3 separate regions of the Homo sapiens genome follow, and all the other regions are linked to region 2. A link is a loop called in an ENCODE intact Hi-C map of the cell type or tissue named here. Cell type or tissue: PC-3. All regions are shown on one strand. Region 1 has its middle 20 kb from the start of SERPINB13. Region 2 has its middle 16 kb from the start of SERPINB3. Region 3 has its middle 24 kb from the start of SERPINB12.

Evidence for each region. Hi-C counts contacts between places; a loop is a spot of excess contacts. Peaks named below come from ENCODE experiments on the same cell type or tissue, not always from the same donor. Only the 100,000 strongest peaks of a DNase experiment are listed, where the experiment ranks them.
Region 1: it touches region 2 in a loop (14-fold over the local background); 5 of 110 quality-filtered maps call a loop at or near these places.
Region 3: a loop joins it to region 2, with 8 times the contacts of the local background. A loop is called at or near these places in 11 of 110 quality-filtered maps.

What each region holds. Positions count from the first base shown.
Region 1 is chr18:63,603,371-63,611,370 of GRCh38, reverse strand. No RefSeq gene overlaps it. Among named protein-coding and RNA genes, the nearest start is that of SERPINB13, 20 kb to the right of the region's middle. In PC-3, no CTCF peak of the experiment used is centred here; a DNase peak (open chromatin) is centred at 6,410; H3K27ac peaks cover 2,569 bases.
Region 2 is chr18:63,673,640-63,681,639 of GRCh38, reverse strand. No RefSeq gene overlaps it. Among named protein-coding and RNA genes, the nearest start is that of SERPINB3, 16 kb to the right of the region's middle. In PC-3, a CTCF peak has its summit at 4,907; a DNase peak (open chromatin) is centred at 4,899; H3K27ac peaks cover 4,038 bases.
Region 3 is chr18:63,514,854-63,522,853 of GRCh38, reverse strand. It overlaps a transcript of SERPINB12 not described here. Among named protein-coding and RNA genes, the nearest start is that of SERPINB12, 24 kb to the left of the region's middle. In PC-3, CTCF peaks have their summits at 4,235 (motif pointing left) and 7,428; a DNase peak (open chromatin) is centred at 4,213.

The DNA.
Region 1 (8,000 bases), 70 kb after region 2:
TCCCAAAGTGCTGGGATTACAGGTGTGAGCTACCTTGCCTGGCCTCCCCCAAGACTTCTTTAGGCAGTAGGTACGAAATAGAAACTTCAAAAGAATGAAGAAACACCAAATGTAAATATGTGGATAAATATAAAAGATGTTTTGCTCAATTTTAAAATATGAGTGACTAATTGAAGCAAAAGGAATAGAAAGGTATTACAGGGGCTATAAGAAATGTAGAAATAAAATCAATGACTACCATAGCACAAAGGATGAGAGGGTGAAATGGAAGTACACTGTGGTAAGGTTGTCACATTAAAAATTAAGTTGAATAATATTGTTTGAAGGTAGCCCTTAATAAGTTAAATATGAATATTGTAACCTGTAAAGCAGCTATGAGTAGGCCAAGAGTGGAGATGAAATAGAATACTAAAATAGTCAGAAGGAAGTCAGGAAAAGAAGAAGAGGGGAGCAATGAACAGATGAGACAAGGAAAAAATAAATGGCAATATGGCAAATTCAAGCCCAAGCTCAATGATAATTACCATAAATGCTGTTGGACACTCTATTGGAAAGACAGAAACTGTCAGACTGCGTTACAAAGCAAGTATCCAATGTAATGGAGCCTGGCTCCACTTTTGATGGTTGACTGCTGACAGCATCAAACCCCACCTTCTCTCTCTCCCTCTGATCCACATGTGCTTGGGAAGAAAGCCCTGAGGTTCCTCCCTTGGTACCTGCGGGTAGTTCAAACCAAGCAAGCCCTGACCATTACAGAAACCCTCACCCCAGCCCCAGCCCCAGCCCCTAACCACAATAAAAGCCAAAGCCAGTTGACCCTCCTGACTCTCTCAAGCCTGCTTGGGAATCTTCTCTGCTCTCTCCAGAAAGCCTCATTACATGAGTAATAAATCTCTTCATACTCTCCTGGTGCATGTGTAGCATCATCAGCCACAACATTCAACCAATTTTAGGTGGGTGAGGGGATCTATCCTGTCTTCACGATGTGACTATAGCATCCAAATATATGATGTCTATGTGAAAATTCACTTTAAATGTAATGGCACCTTTAAGATAAAAATCAAACATGCAAAAAGAAAATACCATGCCAACACTAACATATGAAATCTTGAGTAGTTACATTCATATCAGACAAATTAAATTTCAGGACAAGGACTATTATCAGGGATAGTGTGGTATCGAGATAATGATAGACACAGCTTAGTAGAAAAACGAAGAATTCAGATATAGCCTGTATATTTACATGTCACAAAGTGTCCAAGGTAATTAATTCATTAGAATAAGGAGTCTTTTCAACAAATGACCCTAAAACAATTGAATATCTGCATAGAAAACAGTTAACACCAACACTTACTTCACAAAAATTAACTCAAAATAACTCATAGGCCTGAATATGAAAGTTAAAACTATAAAACCTCTAGAAAAAAAGGATAAAAGTTTTAGCAAAATTAAAATTGGCAAATATTTCTTAATACAGAGAAAAGTAGAAAACATAAAATAAAGTTAAAGAATTAAACTTCACGGAAATTTAAAACCACTCTTCGAAAACATTATCAAGATGCAATCTATGGATCTCACACAGGCCTTGTATTTAGAATACATTAAAAAACAATTACAAGTCAGTAAGAAAATCAGCAAAATAATTTTAAAATGGGCAAAGATTTAAACAGACATTTCACAAAATAAGATATGCATATGGCCAATAAGCATAAGAAAAGATGCTCCACATAATTAGTCCTAAAAGAAATGCAAAAATTAAAACCACAATGAGATGCTACTTAAATTATAGCAAGTAGAATGGCTATAATAAAGAAGACTGACCATACTAAATATTAGAGAGGACACAGAGCTGCTGGACTGCTCGTGCATTGCTGATAGGAATATAAAATGATAGAACCTCTTTGGAGAACACTTTGGCAGTTTCTTACAAATCGAAGCTTACACTTATCATATGACCCAGCAATTTCACTGTAAGTATCTACCCAAAAGAAATGAAAACATGTGCCCACACAAAACTTATGCCCACAAATTTTCATAGTAGTTATTCACAATAGCCAAACACTGGCAACAACATAAATGCCCATCGATGAATAAACAAAATACGCTTTTCCATATAATGACATACTGCTTGTCAATAGAAAGTAACAATCTACTGACATCCCCAAAACATTGATGAATGTCAAAAACATACCACTGAGCAAAAGAAGTCAAACACAAAGAGCTACATGCTATATCATTCCCTTTGTATAAAACCTGAAAATTGGCTAGGTGTGATGGCTTGTGGCTGTAATCCCAGCACTTTGGGAGGCTGAGGCAGGAGGATTGCTTGAGCCCAAGAGTTTGAGGTTACAGTGAGCTATGATCACACCACTGAGCTTCAAGCTGGGTGACAGAATAAGATGCTGTCTCTATATACCTAATGCTAGATGATGAGTTAGTGGGTGCAGCACACCAGCATGGCACATGTATACATATGTAACTAACCTGCACATTGTGCACATGTACCCTAAAACTTAAAGTATAATAATAATAAAAAAATTAAAAAATTAAAAAAAAAAAACAAGAAACACACAAACCTGGAAATGGCAAATCTCCTCTGTAGCGATGAAAAGCAGACTAGAGGTTGCTGGGCCAAGGCTGCATGCGTGGTTCCCTGGGAAGCAGAAGCAGCAAACTTGGAGGATGGTGTTGTGTATCTTAGTCACTGTGGTGTTTTCATTCCTGTATTCATTTGTCAAAACTCATCAAATCCTAGGCTTTAATGGGTACATTTTATGTTACATAAATTATATCTTAACAAAGTTGATTATTAATTTTTTTACATACTCCTGAATTTTTCCTTACAGAAAAATACCAAATAATACAGGTATTCTCCCTTTCAGAAAGCGGAGCTTAAACCCTCCCCTAAGAAGGTGGGCTGGACTTCATGACTTGCTTTCAAATAATGTATAGTATGGAAAGGAAAAACTAGAAACTTTACATTGGAAAAACCTGGCAAACTCTACCTTAACCAAGTGATCAAGGTTAACACCCCAGTGATGTCATGTAGATATCGGGGACCCCCTCATATGATGAAATAAAAAGGCATTTCACCTCTGTGATATCCTTTCCAAAAGCCCATACCCCTTCTCTAATCATGAGAAAATAAATCAGACAAGCCCAAAATACAAAATACCTGCCCAGTACCCCTCAAAACTGCCAAGGTCATGAAAAACAAGGAAAGCATGAGAAATTGTCATTGATCCAGGGATCAGAAGAGACCAAGACATGATAACTAAATGCATAGTTATACCCTGTACTGTATCTTACAACAGAAAAATAATATTGATTTTTTAAAATGATAAAATTTAAATAAAGTCTGGAGCTTAGCTAATAGTAATTTTACTAGTTTTTTATTACTGCATAATGAATTACAACAAATTTATTAGCTCACACCTGCATAGCTGTGTGCATTTATTGGCTCATCAGATGTCTGGGCGCAGCATGATGGAGTTCTCTGTTCAGTGTCTTACGAAGCTGAAATTAGGGTATCAACCAGGCTGTGCTCCTTTCTGGAGGCTCTGAAGAAGAATACACTGCCAAGCTCATCTGAGTTGCTCCCCATATTCATTTTTTTTGCTATTGCAGGAATGAGCTCCCCATTTCCTGGTTGGCTGTCAGCACGGCCTCTCTTAGCAGCTAGAGGCTGCTCTGAGTCTTGCTATTGGAACCCTTATCTTCAAAGTTAGCAGGAGAATGTCACTCTTGTCAAAACCCTCTCAGGCTTTGCATCTCCCTGACTTCCCTGACTCTCACCTCTTGACCAAGATTTAAAGGGCTCATAGGATTGGGTCAGGTCCACTCTAATAATTTCTCCATCTTAAGGTCAACTGATTGGGACCTTAATTACTTCTCCAAAATACCTTCACAGCAACAACCACGGGATCATTTGATCGAATAACTAGTAGAAGGTGTGCATAGATCAAGGGCCTTGACTCTTAAGGGCCATCTTAGCATTCTGCTTGCCACAGTGATGTGCCAATGTTGGTTTATTCTTGATAAATGCACGACAATAATTAGCAGAAACTGAAACTGAGTGACTGGCATATGAAAACTCACTCTACTATCTTTGCAACTTTTCTGCAAATCTAAAATGACTCCAAATAAAAATTTATGTAAAGAACATTCTCTTTTAAAAACCTAGTTAAATACATCATCTCTTTCCTGCTGGGACACAGACTGATAGAATTACTGCATTCAATTACTATAAACAATTATAGAGGAAGGAGGAGGATGACGATGAAAAGGAGAAGGAAAAAGAAGCAGCAGCTAACATTTACTGAGAATTTTTTAAGTGCCAGCCATTTTCTTAAGCACTTCGTATAGACAATCTTATTTAATCTCAAAAACAACCCTACAAGGCATTACTTTATTGGGTGATCTCCCCATTTTACAGATGAAGAAATTATGATAGAGACGGTTATATGGCTTGCTCAAAGTCACATTATTAAGTGGTGGTGGAGCTAGAAATCAAATTCAGGTAATCCGATTCCAGAGTCCTCATTTGTAAGCATTTCCCCATCGGACCTCTCATGCATATTCCACATGTTCCACAACACCAGCCACTCTGTCTTTCCTCAGAAGCTGATCACTTCCAAAGAATGTAACATGGGCAGTAGTTTATATTTGACCCAAATACTTCTGTAAATGTGATTATCACCATAGAAGCCAACACAACATTGCCCTAAATTGTCTTACAAAAAAGAATGCTCAGAGCTTACTCTGATGTTTCTGTTTATTAATAAATGCATTCTTATCCAAAGAATTTGATCAATTATAATAATGTGCCCACTGAAATATTACCAACCTACCTTGAAGCAGATGTGAATTATACAATTCATAAACCATCTCTCAGATGTAAACAAGAAGCAAGAGATTCATTTGAAAACTATTACCAAAGAAGGCCGGGCACGATGGCTCAAGCCTGTAATCCCAGCACTTTGGGAGTCCAAGGCGGGTGGATCACGAGGTGAAGAGATCGAGACCATCCTGGCCAACATGGTGAAACCCCATATCTACTAAAAATACAAAAAATTAGCTGGGCGTGGTGGTGTGCACCTGTAGTCACAGCTACTCAGGAGGCTGAGGCAGGAGAATCACTTGAACCCGGGAGGCTGAGGTTGCAGTGAGCCGAGGTTGTGCCACTGCACTCCAGCCTAGCGACAGAGTGAGAATCCATCTCCAAAAAAAAAAAGGAAAGAAAACTATTACCAAAGTTGAAAAAAATTTTAAGGTTTAACTCTCAGATTTACTTTTCTTATTCTCCCTGTAATAGATGGTTTTCTATCTAGGCAAACTATAAGGCAAAATTTAAATTCTCTAAAAATATGCTAGCTGTGCCATTGGCACCCACCCCCCCCCCACCCCCCCGCCGCTCCCCGTATGTAAAACAAGTGGAAATCTTTTCAGTCAATTCCCCAAAATAACTAGGACTCCAGCCATCCCTTAGAAACAGATTCCAACCTGGCTGCTATTAATAAGTTTTCATCTAAAGATGCTGTGTATTCCCCAGTCTTCTTCAGGTACCCAGAATTGAAGCCCAGCTTTAACTAGCTTAACCAACTACAGACATTTGCTGGCTGGTAGAACTGTGAAACAGAGTGGATCAGGTTTTCTGTGTGTGTGTGTGTGTGTGTGTGTGTGGGCGCATGTATGTGTGTGTCAGTGGGTGGCGAAAATGAGATTCATCCCTTGGCACTGTTTCTCAGTATTGGTCTCATCTTCTTCTACTGTATAAGGGAAAGCTTCCTGCACCATGAGAAGAACAGTATATGACTTCAGGAAATACGTAGATAACTTTATGCCATCTAGTAACCCCAAGGAAAGAGGGCTTCAGTCCCATCATGTTTATATGAAGTCCAAGGCCACATTCTTATCCCTCAGACAGACTACTGTGGCTGAACACAGACAGTGATTGGCCAGGACTGAGCCATGTGACCAGTCGAGGTCCTTTAGAACTGATTAACAACCTTGCCAGATTAGAGCCAAGTGGCACCAAGAGAGGGTTTAAACAGCTGTTCCTCTGCTGTTTGCCAGATAGGATACTGCTCAACTATATCACCTGACTGTTTCCTGATATCCTCCTTTTACCACTTATGGACATGCCCAGCTCCATTGTGGACACTTGTAAACCCAAAGAAAGAGACCTTGAATATTTGGTCAAGGGAGTGTGGAATGAAGGGGCTTCATATCTGTAGCTGGTGGGGGAAGCACTGATGAAGGCCCTGAACTGTACCTGTGGTTAGTAATACTCCTGCTGTATCTGTTTACCTGTTGGCCCATCGTTACTGCATTTTCATTCACTGCACTTGCTAAAGGCTTATTACTCACAACTCAGATGAATCACCTCCACTGCTTCATTCCTGCCCTTTTTAATAGACTGAGAAGGGGGTGGCCATCTAACTGGTCAGAAGCAGAAGAGCTGGTTTGGCCTTTTCATCCTAAGCCCGAGGTGTCTTGTTGCAATACTCAGGGGTTTTATGAATGTAGGGCACTTAAAGACTCTTTGTTCCAGCTTTGAGCCTCATTCTCCAGTTCTTGAGCATCAGAGGTGTCATTCAACAAAATGCCCATGAAAATTAATACTTCCCCACCTTTTAAATTCCCTTAAAACATTTTGTATTGAAGCATTTTATTATTTTAACTCCTTTTTGTTTAAATGTCCTCTTTTGAATATCATTTTAAACACACAATCTTTTTTTACTTTTTTATTTTATATCTCTATATACAACCTGATGTTTTGATATACATGTACACAGTGAAATGGTTGCTCTAGTGAAGTAAATTAACATATATCCGTCATCTCACATAGTTATCCTTTTTGTATGTGTGGCAAGAGCACCTTAAATCTACTATTTTCACAAAAATCTTATATATAATACATTATTATTAACCATCATCCTTGTCTTGTACGTTAGAGCTCTAGACTCGTTCATCCTACATATCTTCAACTTTGGATCCTTTGACCTATATCTCTCTATTTTTTCTCCCTCTCCCTGCATCTCCCCAATCCCTGATAGTTACCATTTTATTCTCTTTCTCTATGTATTTGACTTTTTTATATTACACATTTAAGTGAGATCATTCAGTACTTTTCTTTTTGTGTATTACTTTTCACTTAGCATAATGTCCTCCAGCTTCATCCATAGCAGCTTCATCCATAACTTCTGGGTGTAGCCATGGCAAGGGTAAACTGATATGGCACACTGGTGGGCATGTCTTCTGGAGAGGTGCTTCCAACTCTTCCCTGTTTTAGCTAGTCCTCAATTTGTCTGATGTCTGAACCCCACTGCCAGAGTTGAGTCTTGCCTGCTGAGTCATGTCCAGACTCCTACCTCAGAAGTATGAAGCATAACTGGTGTTACAAACACCATCTTCAGAACAGTGATTAACCTTCAATATTGAGGAATAGAAAAAGTACAGAATTGGGTTTAGCTGTATATGTAACATTTCCTGTCTTTGAAAACAGAAATTGAAACAAATATGCAAAATGTAACTATCCGTTGAATCTGCTGATCATATTGTTTTCTATTTGTTTCTGTTTGCCTGGAATATTTATAGCTAAAAATAATTTTTAATTGTTACCAGGCAGAAGAAAATGTTTTAAATAAACAGCATATAAAAATATTCCAAAAATAATATTCGAGGAGCTGATGTTGTGAAATGTCAAAAGGAACTGAGAACAGCAATTTTCATTATGCTAAAATACTGAAAATAACATATGTGCATTAATTAGGGATGAGGCAGGAAAAAAGGACTCACACCAGGTATTGCAACAGAATGAATTTAACATGAGGAATTCATAAACAGGTGTTAGGGAACCCTGAAGCAACAAAACAAAGTAACTGTAGACAAGAAGGACCACTCCAACAGTGAGGGAACAAACTGTAATGTTGGGAATATCAGAGCCTAGAAATTTGGTAGAGAATCTCTATTTTGGAACTCAGATCTGGAACTCAGAT
Region 2 (8,000 bases):
TTTCCTGGGCACCTTCACACAGAATCAATGTTGATATATTTGCACATTGACTAAACACATTTGATGTCTTGGCCTCTCAAGTTACTTATTTACTTATTTAATGTGTATTCATGGGCAGATATTACCAAATGAGTGGCTGAGCACCATGAGCATGGACTCTGGTCTCATTTTACTTTTCATCTTTTACATACCCTAGGACTATACTGGTATAGAGTAGTGTACAAAACAGACTTGATTAATTAGTGATATTTTAATACATGTGTACAATGTGTAGTGATCCATTCTGGCTAACATTCGTCACCTCAAGCCTTGGTCATTTCTGTGTGTTAGGAACATTCAAAATCCTCTCCTCTAGCTTTTTAAAAATATGCACTAAATTATTGGTGACCATATTCACCCTACAGTGCTATAGAACACTAGACTTATTCTACCCATCTAGCTAATACTTTGTACCTGTTAACCAACCTCTCTCTATCCTCCCCTACCTTTATCCTTCTCAGCCTCTAATAACCACAATTCTACTCTCTACTTCACTGACCTCCATTTTTTTTAGCTCTCACACACAAGTGAAAACATGCTGCATTTGTCTTTCTGTGCCTGACTTATTTCGCTTAACATAACATCCTCCAGGCTCATCCATGTTGCTGTGAATAACAGGATTTTATTCTTTTTTAAGGCTGAATAGTATTCCATTGTGCACAGTTACCACATTTTCTTTATCCATTCATCTGTTGATGGACGATTAGGGTGATTATACGTCTTAGCTATTGTGAATAGTGCTGCAATAACATGGGAGTGTAGGTGTCTCTTTGATGCACTGATTTCCTTCTTTTGGACAAGTACTCATCAAAACAAAAATTTTAACTAACACAAATGAAAAGAGTGTTACATAAGCCTTCCCTCCTGGCTTTTCTTGCACTCAAACCTGAATGCTTTCTTCATTTGGAAAACTTCAAAGGAGGTGACTCAGAAGCTTCTTCTCATCCATCATTCAAACAATCAGGTATATTTCAGTATGTTCTGATATTGCAAGCTGATCTTTTCTTAACTCAAGCTTTTGAATATTTTTGTTTAAGACTGCTCTTCAGAGAATATACTACCTCCACTTTCAATAGCTGTATAAAGACAGGCTGACTCAGGATGGGAAGGACAAGTCCCAGGAAGGATATTTTCTGTTGGATACAGATAAACTGTTGACTAAGTCTGGACTAGACTGTCCATGCACTCTCAAGCACAGTTAAGACTCATGGGGCCATGTGCAGTGAGGCACCTTTGCCCTCTCATCTGCTGCTGGTTCTCACACAGCTGAGGATTCGATAGGGTAAATTACCTACCGGCTCCCCCTCCTGCTTGCCTTTCACCTTCAGTCTCCTCTTTGCTGGGCATCCATCACTGTGCTTCCTGCTACCCAGTCTTGGAGTTTCTTGTGGCTTTGATTCTACCTTGTATATATTTAATTACTTAATCATTAATGTCTTTTATATGTTTAATCATTTTGTTTAGCCCTATTAATTACATGAATGAAAATATCATATTCTCTTATCTGAAGCTGTTGGAAAGTTGAATCTTTCTGTTTGCTCTGTTCACTGACGCAAGTCTTGGGAGATCACCTCCTCCAGTGTTTTGCAGTATTACATTTGGAAGCTTATCTTCAGAGGAAGAATTCTGTGCAATCCAGGCTGAGGAAATGCTCTTCGGAGGAGTTTTGTCTTTGTTTTTGTCAGGAACTCGGGGGGTATATCATATTGTTTTTTATGTCAGTTTCTTAGCTTGACAGTTCTCAAATTAACTCAGTAATATAAATTCAAAACTATGGTATTACAGTCCCATGGATATAATTTTTTATTATTTTTATTATTATTATTATTATTAATTTAAAGGTCAGGCCAAGATAATAGTGTGCCCTTTAAATCTTTCTTCCATGTGGTTAAATTATTTTCCTAATCCAACATTTCACCAAGCATGTTGCTCATTAAAGGCTCCAGTATGATGCCGTTTCTCTGTTCCAACAATTGGCTTCATAGACCACTTTTTGAATGTTGGTGTAGTATAAAAAAGAAATATCTGTAAGGCACAGTGGCTTACACCTGTAATCCCAGCACTTTGGGAGGCTGAAGCAGGTGGATCACTTAAGCCCAGAAGTTAGAGACCAGCCTGGTAACATAGTGAAACCCTGTCTCTACAAATAATAATAATACAAAAATTAGCTGGATGTGGTGGTGCACACCTGTAGTCCCAGCTACTCAGGAGGCTGAGGTGGGCAGATCAAGGCTGAGGTGGGCGGATCACTTGAGCCCAGGAGGCAGAGATTGCAGTGAGCCCAGATCACACTACTGCACTCCAGCCTGGGCACCAGAGTGAGACTCTGCGAAAAAAAAAAAAAAAAAAAAAAAAAAAAGAAAGAAAGAAGGAAATATCACGGTTAATTGAAAAGGCTTTTATGAAAATTCTCCTTTAGGCCCGGCGCAGTGGCTCACACCTGTAATCACAGCATTTTGGGAGGCTGAGGCAGGCGGATCACAAGGACAAGAGATTGAGACCATGCTGGCCAACATGGTGAAACCTCATCTCTACTAAAAATACAAAAATTAGCTGGGCGTGGTGGCACGTGCCTGTAGTCCCAGCTATTCAGGAGGCTGAGGCAGGAGAATTGCTTGAACCTGGGAGGCGGAGGTTGCAGTGAGCCAAGATCGCGCCACTGTGCCCCAGCCTGGCAACAGAGTGAGACTCTGTCTCAAAAAAAAAAAAAAAAAAAAAAAAAAACTCCTTTATTTTCAAACCACATATCTCTGTGAAGCCATATATTCTTCAACCAAAACAACATATTGCAACAGATTGAAGGCACATGCAGATACATAAATCTAGCAAGACATAATTACACTAAATCAAACATTAAAGAGATTTGTAAAAATGTAAAACAATGCCTTTTTTACCACTATTTTTTGTATACTGGAAAACATAGCTTTTTAAATTAAAAATGTGTCATTTACATTAACATGCAATGGTTGTAATGTTTTTTAATATTAAGATGTTATTTTATAAGTTTATATTTAAACTTTTTCTGCTTAAATTTCTGATGGAGTAAATATCATTAGAAAAATGCACATAAACAAAAGTTCTTTGAGATTTCCTTAATAATTCTGAAGAGCTTAAAGGGGTCCTGAAACCAAAATGTCTGGGTACCTGCTGTACTGTACATTTCTGCTGCATTTAGTATGCTGAACATTCTCTTCTAGCTTTCATTTCTCTTCTCTCATCTTCCTCAGTGCACCATTCCAACTCCTTTTCCTCTTTCCAACATCTAGTTTTCCCCTAGTTTTCATCCTTTGCTTCCTTATTATTATATTATGTCTTCTCTCTCTCTGGGTGACCTCCACCACTCACATTATTTTAACAACGTCCCAAATAGATGACATCCAAATATGTATCTGTAATCTGATTATTTTACCATACTCTGTACTAGCAAAACCAGCTACCTACATCTTGATGTTTCTTAAAAAGCTAAACTCAAATATTCCCAAACTGAGCATGTGAGTGAATGGTACCATCATTAAATCCTACCACGTAAGTCAGAGATCTGTGAGTCATCCTAGATTCCTTTTTCCCCTACCTCCCTCATCCACTACCAAGCCCTGTAGTTTTTGCTTCTTAAATATTCCTCCTTCCGTGGATTGCGTTAGCTCAAAATCTCATGACCTAGATACATTATTGCAAACCTTCCTAATGGGCTTCCTATTACTCCCTGTTACTACTGGTCCCTCGTTTCTCAAAAAAAAAAAAAAAAAAAAAAAGTCTGTAGTTATTATCCTGAAATACAGATCTATTCATACCACCCACATGCTTAAAACTCTTCAGTAGCTCCCCAGGGCCTTCAGAAAAAAAACTCAGGTCTTTCATCATGACACAAGAAGCCTTCATTATTAGGCAATTTTTCCTTCCCAGTCTCATCACCCTTGTGAGTGTCTCTTCCTGCATTTCTTGCTTTAGCAAAACAGAATTATTTGCTTTTCCCCATCACAATTTGCGTGTCTCCTCCCTTTGCTGTAATGCATGCCATCTCAGACTTAACCACTTGTTGAGCTCCTATTCATCCTTTAAACCCTGAGAAGTTCTTCCCTTCCTCTGAAGAGTCTTTTGGATTGCATGAATGTCAGTTCCTGGTTTTTCTATTTGTATTATAGTTGTGCAAAATATTGTTATTGGGGGAAACTGGTAGAAAATTTCCTTATACATTTTTTGGCAATTTCCTGCTAACCTATAAGTATTTCCAAGTTTTTTAAAGATGTTTATAGATACTTCCCATTTTATCACACCAAATATTAGAAGATGTGTATTCAAGAGTTGAACTTTGATAAAATCTACAATACTTATTGCTTCATCAAGAACATTCAGAAGTGAAAAATGACGTTTTCATATATGTGTGGCAGTGAGGAATCCATGGCTACCAGCCCAGTTTGGAGCCAACATGCCCTACCTCATGCTAAATTACAGTAGTCCTAGCCATCACTTTTGCACCATCAGCACAAATCACAACACAGTGGAAAAGGCAAAAGTGTTTTAGTATTATTATAAAATTGGTTGTGTTCTTGTGGTCTCAGAAACTCTCAGGGATCCACAGATCACACACAGAGAATCTCTGATGGGAAAGACCAGGGTAAACTTAAGCAAAAACTATATCATTAAATAAGTCCACATTCTTTTTCATAATCAGATGAAATTGCTTCCTTCCCCATGCTATTGAGGAACGATGTTATTCTCTCTCCCATGATCTTCTCCCCCTTAATAACTTTAGGGATGAGGAGAGGAATCTTCAGCCTTGCTGTTGCCTTAAAGTGAAAAAGCCAGAGCCCTTTCTTGTCCCCAGGAAGTCTTGTGCTGTTGAAGTGCTATTGCAGCCACTGCCACACGGTGTCACAGGCGGTGTGGCCAGCAATGTGCTGCACCACACCAAGTTACAGGTGATCTCTGAAACCTTTGCCCAAGAACACGCTATAACTTTTTTCTATTTTTATGAAAAGCATATATTCCTTGCACATTTCCAAGCTGATAGCTAAAATGTTGCCCATAATATAAATAATTGCAGATGATTTAATTCAGGCAAATTGTGAGTTCTGTTGTTTTAAAATAAAACAGTTCCATCATTCTTTACATGCATGCAGTGAAATCTAACCATGTGAGATCCACCATCGTTAATAAATACACATGAAAAACCTATGAAATACACATGAAAAACCTCTTGAACATTCAGATATTTTACATCATTCCTTTTACCTCGGTGTTATATTTCCACTTCACTTCCTCCAAAGAATTTTCTTCTAATTTAATATACTTTTACATTTGAAAGTATTTTATTGATAACCTTGCCATATTTCTCTGAAATGAAAGTACGTACATGCATTTAAAATACAAAATGTTCTTATGACCCATGGTCATTTTTCTATATGTTTAAAAAGTTTCATCTGGATTCAGTTATCACTATACTTGTTGTTAGTGTACAATTGAAAATATATATATTTAAATTTTGATAAATAATTATTAAACATAAAAGCTAATTTTTTCTGTAGTTGCATCTCTTAATGAAGTGAATGAGAACAAAAATTTTTCTGTGGTCTTTCATTCAGGACAATTTGGTAGGCAAAATACTTTTTAAAATGTATTGATTCTGCATCTTAGATAGCATCTTAGATCTTAATAATAGGAGATTAAAACATTAATCATTTTATAAGATAAAATATAATAAAGATGGCCTGTGATATGAGTAAACATTTCATGGTAAAAACTGTCATCTTACTTGAGCATTAGGACAAATACTTAGTGCATGCAGGTCTTAAAACCTAGATGACGGGTTGACAGGTGCAGCAAACCACCATGGCACATGTATACCTGTGTAACAAACCTGCACGTTCTGTACATGTAGCCCAGAACTTAAAGTGAAATAAAAATAATAAAAATAAATAAATAAAAACTATCTTATTTGATAAAATAGCTCTTATATACTTATTAAATAATACACAGCACTCTTGAAAGAAATTATAAAATGTAATGGGTTTTATTCAACGTAGCTTAAAAATATATACTCAGTAAAACATCCCAGTTAAATTTAAAATAATCAGTCACATAGTATATACTGCTTTACCTGATTGGGTATTTTTCTTATACTAGGGTTAAGTATTAAGAAGAGTAGAAAGGAATTTGTCACATTTAAATTCATTGGCAAAAAAAAAAAAAAAAAAACACCAGGTAGAGTATTCAGTAGCTCTTGTAGATGTTCTTTTGCTTTGGTTTGCAGAGGGATGCAATTTGACAAAAGTCAAGGATTGGAGGAGGCTGAGGTATGAATGGAAAATTGTCATTACTCCCACCACTGCCCTGTAGGAGAGGAGTCCCCTCTCACATTTTCCTACCTACTTTTCTGCAGTTTTAGTTTACTATGGCAAGCTTCTAGTATTTTGGTAATTTTTTTAAAGTAGTAACTTTTAAAGAAGCAAAGCTAAGCATCCCTGGAATAATATTATAAATCAAAACAAATATTGACCAAATATTCAATTTAATGCAGTGGTTTTCAGGAACAATTTTTTAACATAAACTATAATTAATGTACATGATGTTAGAGATGACACCCCTGGGACAAGGTCAAGGCCAGGAGTTTTCTCATGCAGCAACAGAGAAGTACTCATAAGTATAGGAGTAGGTTTCATCCAGCCTGGGCAACTGAGGGACTGAAGGGGGTAATGGTGGCTGTTCCTGGAAGTCCTGGAGAAAGTTATGTTAAAGGCAGGACCATTTCCAGGAAAGCAGAAGCTGGTTCTAGAGGCGATGAGATGGGAAGAGTGTGATGAGGTGACTGGCTCAGAAATTTGGCTCAGAGGATGGCGCTTAACAAGTCACCTCTCACCTAAAATAGACCTTGGTAAACCTCATTTGTCAGTAAGTCCCTACTTCAGGCAAGGCGCTAGAGACTTCTCACTTAGCCTACCGTTTAGGCATAGACAATAACTAAGAATCCATTTTATAAAGAAAAGATCACTGAAGAACCCTTAAAAATAGACAATCAAACATAGTATGTAACCATCCCTGGATCCCATTTGGTCCTCAAGAAGCATTGATCAAAATGTCAAGCAGCCAAAAATGATTCCTGGTTGCAGCCAGACTTGTTGCATAGAGGATAATGTAGCGCTGTGGTTATGTGAAGGCATTCCAAAGAACAGCACTTGTTCTACAGAAATATTCACAGAGCCATGTAACAGAAGGAGAGGAAGCAGGGTAATTGTTCTGATATGATAAAAAAGTTACAGAACACATTTTTCACTAAGGACTGATAAAAATAATGTTAAATACCAATCAATTTTAAAAATGTTAAATATCGATCCAAACCAAATGGAAGAGAAAGTTTGAATTAAGGGAGTGGAGATGGCAGATGTCAGAGAAGGGTTACCGCACAGAGCTGGGAAAGAAGGAAGGGAAAAGCGCAAAGTTGAGAGAAACAGATGGCAGAACTTCCAGGTTGAATCCATTAGATCACCCAAGGAGAATGAGAGAAGAACGTCTGGGATAGATGCCTGGGAAATGTCTGCATGTAAGGGGTGGCAATGGAGAAGGAGTTGAAGACCGGAAGTCAGAGATGTACCGGAGAACAAAATACAGAATTCCGAGGAAGAGGGGTCAACAGAGACAAATAGGTTCAAAATTTCAGTGAGAGACAATAAATTTTGATGCACAGAAGTTATTATCAGGAAGCTATTAGTAAGTCACCAAAGAGATTGTTTTTCATGAGTTTTTAAAATTTTGGTAAAATATGCAGAACATAAAATTCACCATTTTAACCATTTTTAAGTGTACTTTCAGTGTGGTCTTAAGTACATCCACATGTTGTGTAACCATCACCATCATCCATCTCCTGAACTTCTTTATTGTCTCAAACTGAAACTCTATCATCTGGGTGTGGTGGCTCACACCTGTAATCTCAGCACTTTGGAAGGCCGAGCCAGGAGGATCACCTG
Region 3 (8,000 bases), 160 kb after region 2:
TTGTATGCCACAAAAAAAAAATTTCTTATCAATTTCCAGATTTTTAACCATGGTTATTCTAAGTTTTTGTCATCCACAGTTATTGTTTTGATTCTTCTCTAAAGGCATCTGCAGTCAGATTCATGGCAAAGATTCTAACCAGTACTCTCGAATGCAGATTTCTAATAATGTTTAGATGATGGACTGAATAAAAATTTTCCTCAACTTTAAAGGAGAAACTGTTGAATTTGTGAAACTGCTAATCAAGATCAAGCAAAACAAAAAATTAATTACATGAAATTGAATAACTGATAAAGATTATGTTTTATGGCTTTTATTTGAAAACTATTGGCTCTTTATTTAAATGTTTTGCTTCCCAGATTTAAAGAAATTTTCTCTTTACCATTTTTCTCTTTATCTACAGCTTGCAATTTGGTAAAATATACTCTTGTGAACAAAAGTGGAAACATTTACTTTTTTTTGCTGATTGATCCCTCCAAAATTTGGAAACTATTTGTGAATGTTCTTATTTTTCTAGCAATAAGAATCTCCTCTTTTTATAAAAGGATACAATTGCAAGTGTTGGTTATATTACCAAGGTTTTGACTTAGATTTTAGTTTTAAGTTGTTTATACGTCCTGCAGACAAAGTCTGAAGTCTGCCTTGATTCGGTTTTCTAGCCTCAAGGGGTTTTTTAATCTGAAATTACCATGTGGTCAATCATTACTCTTGTCACACTATGTAAATGATCAGGTAAAATTTGATAAAAACTAAACTTATTTTACAAACAAATTAGTCTTATTTTGATTATCTGTGATAAAAATCAGGATTACTATAGAGAGAAAAACTATGTTTCTCTATAGCTATAATACGCTTTTCATTAGATTGTAGTCCTACCTATTGCTTTTGAGTTCTGGTTATCTACCTGTAGACTGAACTAGGTTCTGAATTATCTTACTTTCCTCCAATATCTAGCTGCAATGCTCCAACTAAGAACGATAACTGGTCTGTTCCTGAAGCCCTGTAGCTGAAACTAAATGAATTTTAAGGGACAAGTCTCATGCCTGATGTATGGGTCACACCAAAACTTCACTAGACCACCTAATTCCATTACTGGAGGTGTTCAGACTCCAAACCAGGACGAGGTATAGGCAGTTGACTGTTGTGGATGGCTTTTCTCACAGCGACAGAACAAAACTCCCAGCATAATGAGATTCTTACCCCTCTTAATTTTCCCTTGCTTGTGCCTACCTTTTTTTTGGGCAAGATAATGCTAAGTACAATCCTAGCAGACTAATGCTGGCCCAGTGCTTTGAGATGATAGCCAAGGCCTATGGAATAGACAAAAACTGAACTTGACAATGGACTCCAGGTCGACTTAGTCAAGAGCCACTCCTTCCAAACCTCCCTTGTTGCTCAAATGTTGCTAAAAGAATTTTGACCCGGACTCCTAGTCACCAGTCACTTCTCTCCAACAGAGGATCAGATCAGCAACCTGGGACAGGTCCACACTGACACTGAGGGATAACCAAAACTTATCAAGATGACTGATCGCTGATGCTTTCAGAGCAAAATCTTGATCAAAAGGGGGAAATGTGAACGTTGTCAGAATCAAATGGAGTCATTTATGTCAAGCCTTGACAAAATGGAGCCAGAGAAGGCAAGAAGGGATTTTTTTCATACACATACACCTGATAACAAGAAGTATCACAAAAGACTCTGCAAAAGCCATAACTTTGCACAAAGGACATCACAACCTCACACAAAAAAATTCCTTATACAAGGACATCTGTCCACCAACTGCCTGTTTAACATTGGACTGATGCCACCCTTGGTATTGATTCTTGTAGCCAAGGATAATTAATTCAAAACAACTTATGTAATCCTCCTTATTTTACCTTTAAAAATTTCTCCTTGCCTCAACCTCTTTGAATACACACAGTTAGTTTACTATGATGCACATATTCCTATTGCAAGGCTACTGCGAAATAAATATCATTTTCTTTTGGAGAGTTTCCCTCTCTATGTGTTACTTAGTTTGACACCTTCTATTTGTCTTGTAGAATGGCCTCACCATCTGTTTATTCACTTCAGCTTAAAATGTTAGTTGTTGATTTCTCCTGTTTACCCACCCCTACCCACAACTGGGCTTCAAGATGCTTAGCTTCTACCTATCAAACTTCTCTACATTTTCTCCTCTGTGGTCTGGTTTTTCTACCACTGTCCTGGTTTATGCCTTCATTACTTTTATTCTATATCAGAGTCAACAGCCTCTGATCAGCTTTTCTTTCTCCTACTGAGTCCCCCAATTTCATTCAGTCTGTCTCCCCCTTGCAAGGACACCTGTTGACTCCTCAGCCAGCATGAAGGACAATCTCCTGGGGGTGGATGTCCAGCCTCTCCCCACCATGCATCTGTGACTCATTCTCCACTGACACATGCATTTCAGCTACACAGCCTCTTCTAGGCTCCCAAACACACCTTGCCCTTTCACTGTTCTTGCTTTTCCTTTCCTAGAAATAGCTTCCACCCCACCCTTAACCTGCCTGAGAAATCGTCATCATCCTCTAGGGCTGGGCAGAAGCATGGCTCCTGCCACCATTGTCCCGTCCTGGTAACACTTGTTCTCTGTGTGCTCCACAATTAAGGCATTACCAAGCCTGCACTGGGTGTGAGGCCATGCCCTGCTTATAGGGAGTAGGCCCAACCGAAAGGAAAAGGTTACTCATGGAACCTGTCTCTGAGGAAGAGCAAGAGCCTCACACCTGAAAACAGAGCTGAGGGTGAAGGCCCTGGTTTGGACTACAGAAGATTCCCAGGGGCAAAGGGACAGATTCCTGATGAGCGCGTTTCACATGGGGTACCTGTTCTAGAGATAGGCAGGGAGCTAAGAAGCAGGCACCAAGACAGGGCATCCATGACAATGAGCCAGCCCCACGGGGCTGAGTTTCCCAACACAGGATCCTTGGAAACTGCCTCAGAATCACCCGTGATGCTTATTTCAAAATACTCATTCTCGAGCCTACCTTAGATAATAAGTCAGAACCTATAGAGATGGGACCGTGGAATCTGCATTTTAACAAAATTCTCAGGAGATGCTGAGACATATGAAATTTTTAGGACTCCTAGAATGAGGGATGAGGCATCTCGTGACAACAAGAAACACATGGCAAAGTTACCAACTCCCAGCCTTCAGGGCTGGATTCCACCCAGAAGACCTAGTTCCCTAACATGAAAGAGGCTCATGATTTTCAACAGTTAATTGCAATAATGCACCAAATGGTACTGGAATCTAGGAAACCAAGCTAGGAGGGCAGTCCATTGGTATATCAGACTGAGAGGGACAGAAGGGGCGGAGTTGAGGCAGAAGCAAAGAACAATTAGCGAAAGTTCAAGAAACAAAGTGAGGATCAAAGTACCAGTCCCTACCTTACAGGGTTTTTGTGCTACACATAAATGTGGTTGTGTATATCAAGCATCTAGCACATGGCTGGTACAGAGTAGATCCACAGCAGATCTCAGCTGCCCTGGGATTCATTCCACTGATTTTTCCTTTTATAAGCACTTTGCAGAGCCACTGTTGAAGGTCTTAAGGAAGCTAAACTAGGGTGGTCCCTGTCTCCCGGCCCCACACACCTGGTGCTCACAGAGCCACATCAGGTAAGTTGGGGCTGAGTCCCCGGGTCTTACCTGTGGACGGATGCTCATACGGGTAGAAGTGCTTTTGGGCAGTGCCTTGCTTGCTCCTACTCACCAAGACCCAGTACCACCAGACTCTATGAGCCTCGTATTTCAGTGTCCCCACCCTGAACTGTGAGTGGTAAATCATAGTCACGCCGGGTGCAACGTGAGTTCTAGAAAGACGGAAAGTAAAGTTTCAATTAAGCAAGATGAATAGATTCTAGAGATCTGCTGTTCAACGCTGTAATAATATATTGTTATTATTATTACAGCTGATAATAATATATTGTTGTACACTGAAAATTAGTTAGGAAGTTACACCTCATATTAACCGTTCTTACCATAAACAAATTTTTTAAGCTTGGGGAGGTGGCCTAGAATGAAACGTTAAGGAATGTTGCAGAGTGTCTTGGTGGCAAGGAGAAGAAAGCACTTCAACAACGTCCCCATAGCAGCAGGGGCAGAAGGTCTAAGGCAGGGCGGGAGTTCACAGACCTTAAAGAAAAGCTGTAGCAACTGACCGTTCCAGGCCCTGAGCAGCACTGTTATAATGTGACGGACAGCGCCATCTAGTGGAAGAGAAAATGAACAGAAGTGACCGATTCTCTTAAAGGTTGATGATAACATTGCGTTTGAGTCGGAAGGCACCTTAACAGTTAATATTTTACAGAGGAAACATAGAGACTAAGTTTGATTTCCCCACAGATTAAGCCAGTTCTCAAGTGACAGAGCTGTTTCCTTCTCAGCCCTGACATCCACCCAGACAAAGAAGCAAACTCTATGGTGTCAGGGTCGAGACAACAACCAGAAAAAACTTCATACCTAGCAAAAATAACACCTCTCCTGAGGCCAATGGAGATGAAGAAAACCTGAAAAGCTCCTTTCTGGAGAGCATTTTTACTATTCCGCCCTGTTATATAGAGAGCGCGACCATATAATTATTCTTCCACACCAGGACAATTCTGAAAGGGAAAAGGGCATCAAAAATAATTACAGTTATAGAGCTAAAGTTGCATAGATAGATGAAATCTGAATTGACAGCTGCTTTTATTTTACCGGCGGACCTTTAAAATCGTTCTATACAAAAAAAAAAGTTTTCAAAACTAAAATTCTCTTTTTTTTTTTTTGAGACAGAGTCTCGCTCTGTTGCCCAGGCTGGAGTACAGTGGGGCAATCTCAGCTCACTGCAACCTCCACCTCCCGGTTCAAGCGATTCTCCTGCCTCAGCCTCCCGAGTAGTTGGGATTACGGGTGTGCACCACAACGCCTGGCTAATTTTTGTATTGTTAGTACAGACGCGGTTTCTCCATGTTGGCCAGGCTGGTCTCAAACTCCTGACCTCAGGTTATCCGCCCACCTAGGCCTCCCAAAGTGCTAGGATTACAGGCGTGAGCCACCGCGCCCGGCCCTAATAAAATTCTCTTTTAAAATAGCATGTGTCTAGCTAGGCGCACTGTTTCACGCCTGTAATCCTAGCACTTTGGGAGCCTGAGGCCGGTGGATCACCTGAGGTCAGCAGTTCGAGACCAGCCTGGCCAACATGGTGAAATCCTGTCTCTACTAAAAATACAAAAATTAGCCGGGCATGGTGGCATGCACCTGTAATCCCAGCTACTCAGCAGGCTGAGAGAGGAGAATCGTCTGAACCCGGGAGAAGAAGGTTGCAGTGAGCTGAGATCGCCCACTGCACTCCAGCCCCATCTCAAAAAATAATAATAATTAATTAATTAAAAATAAAATAAAATAGCATGTATCTGTACACACTAAGCAAAATGTGAAAAAACTTTTTGTTATCTCAGTGTGAAAAAAACACAAACAAACAAAATCATTATTCTTGTATAATCTCAGGTATTTTAGAAATCCTGGTCTCCAAAGCTGTCACTACAATTTTTCCGAAGAATTTAGTTTCTCAATGTGCTGTATTATTTTTAATTCTTTTATAAAATTGCCAGAAATCTTCTTCAAAGCTCATTTTATGATTAACGAAATTGGGGTTGTTAGAAGATAGTCTTTCAGTAGATGCTGAAATACCTGCTAAGCTCAGAGCAAATTCTACATAAGGGATATTGTTGATTAAAACTTTTCCATAATTTAATTCTTAAATAATCCAGCTCTAATATTGTCACAGCTATGGTTTCTTTGCCTCTATTCAGAGAAAATGTTTTCAAAAAGCCGGAACTTGTCAAATAAGTTATCTGTTTATGATTATTTTGAACATTTCACCAAGTTTAGAAAGTGCAAAATTGAGGACCTTGGTTTCATTCTGTACTGGTAAAAAATACATATATATATGAAGTTGTCTAATTAAAAGTACAAATCCTATCAAAAGATCCCTCCCACGAGTTGAAATATTCCAAAATGCAATTATAGAATTTCAAAATTAAACATCACACACGTTTGAACTCTTATTCTTAAATTTGTTCAGCTCCCTCTTTCTTTCTTTGGTGATTAATTTATATGGCGTCCTGTCTGCAGGCTTTGTTTTTGATAATTTTAATTAGCTAAAAGCAGCAAAAGCTGAGGTTTTCTTATGCTCTGTTTCATAAATGCTTTGTGTAGACACTTCCAACTGATTTTGAGGGGAAATGCAATGAAAAGGTAAATGATTGGTTTACTAAAAACAACAAAACTTTAATACTAATATGGGACATGAGTTGATTCATAATATAGTTTTTCAAAGATTCCGACACTTCTAAAACCCAACTGATGAAGGCTTCACAAAAAACTGCAATTATTCTGTACATACATTTAAAAACTTGTACAGAGGACCCTAGAGATTAGTAAGGGATGGAGGGGAGATAGAGATTTGTTAAAAAATACAAAATTACAGTGTTCTATAGCACTGTGGGGTGACTTCAGTTAATAATAATATAGTACAGGCCTTCTAATAGCTAGGTGTATATTGAGTGTTCCCAACACAAAGCAATGATAAATATTTGAGATGGTGGATATGCTAATTACCCTGATCTGATTACTACACATAATATGTATCAAAACATCACGCTATACCCCATAAATATATACAATTGTTATATGTCAATGTAAAAAATTAAAGGAAAAACAATTTCTAAAATAAATAAATGTTCATACATTTTTACAACTGTAACCTCTATTTTTGTAAAATAACAGTGTATTTGGACACAATTATGAATTTTATGAGCCCTACAACCAATTCCAAGTTTATTGCTGACTTAGGGGATTTTTTTAATTTAGAAAAGAAAATGTGTTCATTATAACAGTGACATTGTTTTCCTTTTGTAGAGAAACAAATGATGAAAAATAAATGCATATTTTTGAAAAGTGGAAAAAAAACACTGACATTACCAAAATTTCTATTTATGTTATCACTATAGAAATAAGTATTATCTTCAATTATGAACCTTTAAATTTACAATTAAATTCGTAATAGTGTCAGATGTTTCTCATTTAATAGACAAATATTCCAGAAGTTTTGTAAATCCCACAAAAGAAAATTGGAACCATTATTTAAATTAACATAAATAATTTTCTATTGGCAACAGCTCATGACACTGACATAAAACTGACATCATTTAACTGTTGGGGTCATTCTTATAAGAAAAACTTGGAATTAGAATGAGTTAATTAATTTGGACAATAGTCACATGATCTGAATGAAACATCACACTTCCCAGAGGGCTGCATGGAAGGCCTTTGCAGCCAGATGTGCTAAATTGTAACATTTGGAGGAGACCCTCGTGCTTCTCCAGCAGGTTAGCATTTCTGGTTTTCATGTGGTCAGTGATGGCAGTGCAGCCCGTGGTTAATGGGAAATTTTAATCCAAGTTACATCGTCAACAGGAGAAAAGCAAATTCAGCACCCCTGGTTTTTCATTAAATATGCTCTTTCTTTTTTTTTTTTTTTTTAAGCTCAATGTTGTCAACAGGGTTTACTGCAAAATTAAAAGTTGTTACCAAATAAATAAGCAGCTGCAGATTTACCCCCATGCACTAACTGATAAAACCGCAAGTGCCTTCAGACTATTCTGTATATGCTCACAGAACCCCTCAGCCTGCGTGACCCAGTATTTCATAAACACACAAGCTCTAATTTCAGACATTTCCTATTGACCTCACCACCTGGCAGCCCTGGGGCTTTGTGAACCTCAAAGACCAAGGCCTCGGTCTTTGACGCAGCAGCCAATATTTCTCCCACACTCAGAGATCCTAAGTCAATGCCTAGATGTACTTTATTTTACTATCTTACGTGGTATCTTGAACGAATGGTATTAGTTTTGTTGTATCTGGAAAGACTCCAAGAAAATAAATAATGAATCAATCAATCAAACAGTGTTTTCTTTTTGTTGTTTTTTTTTTTAATC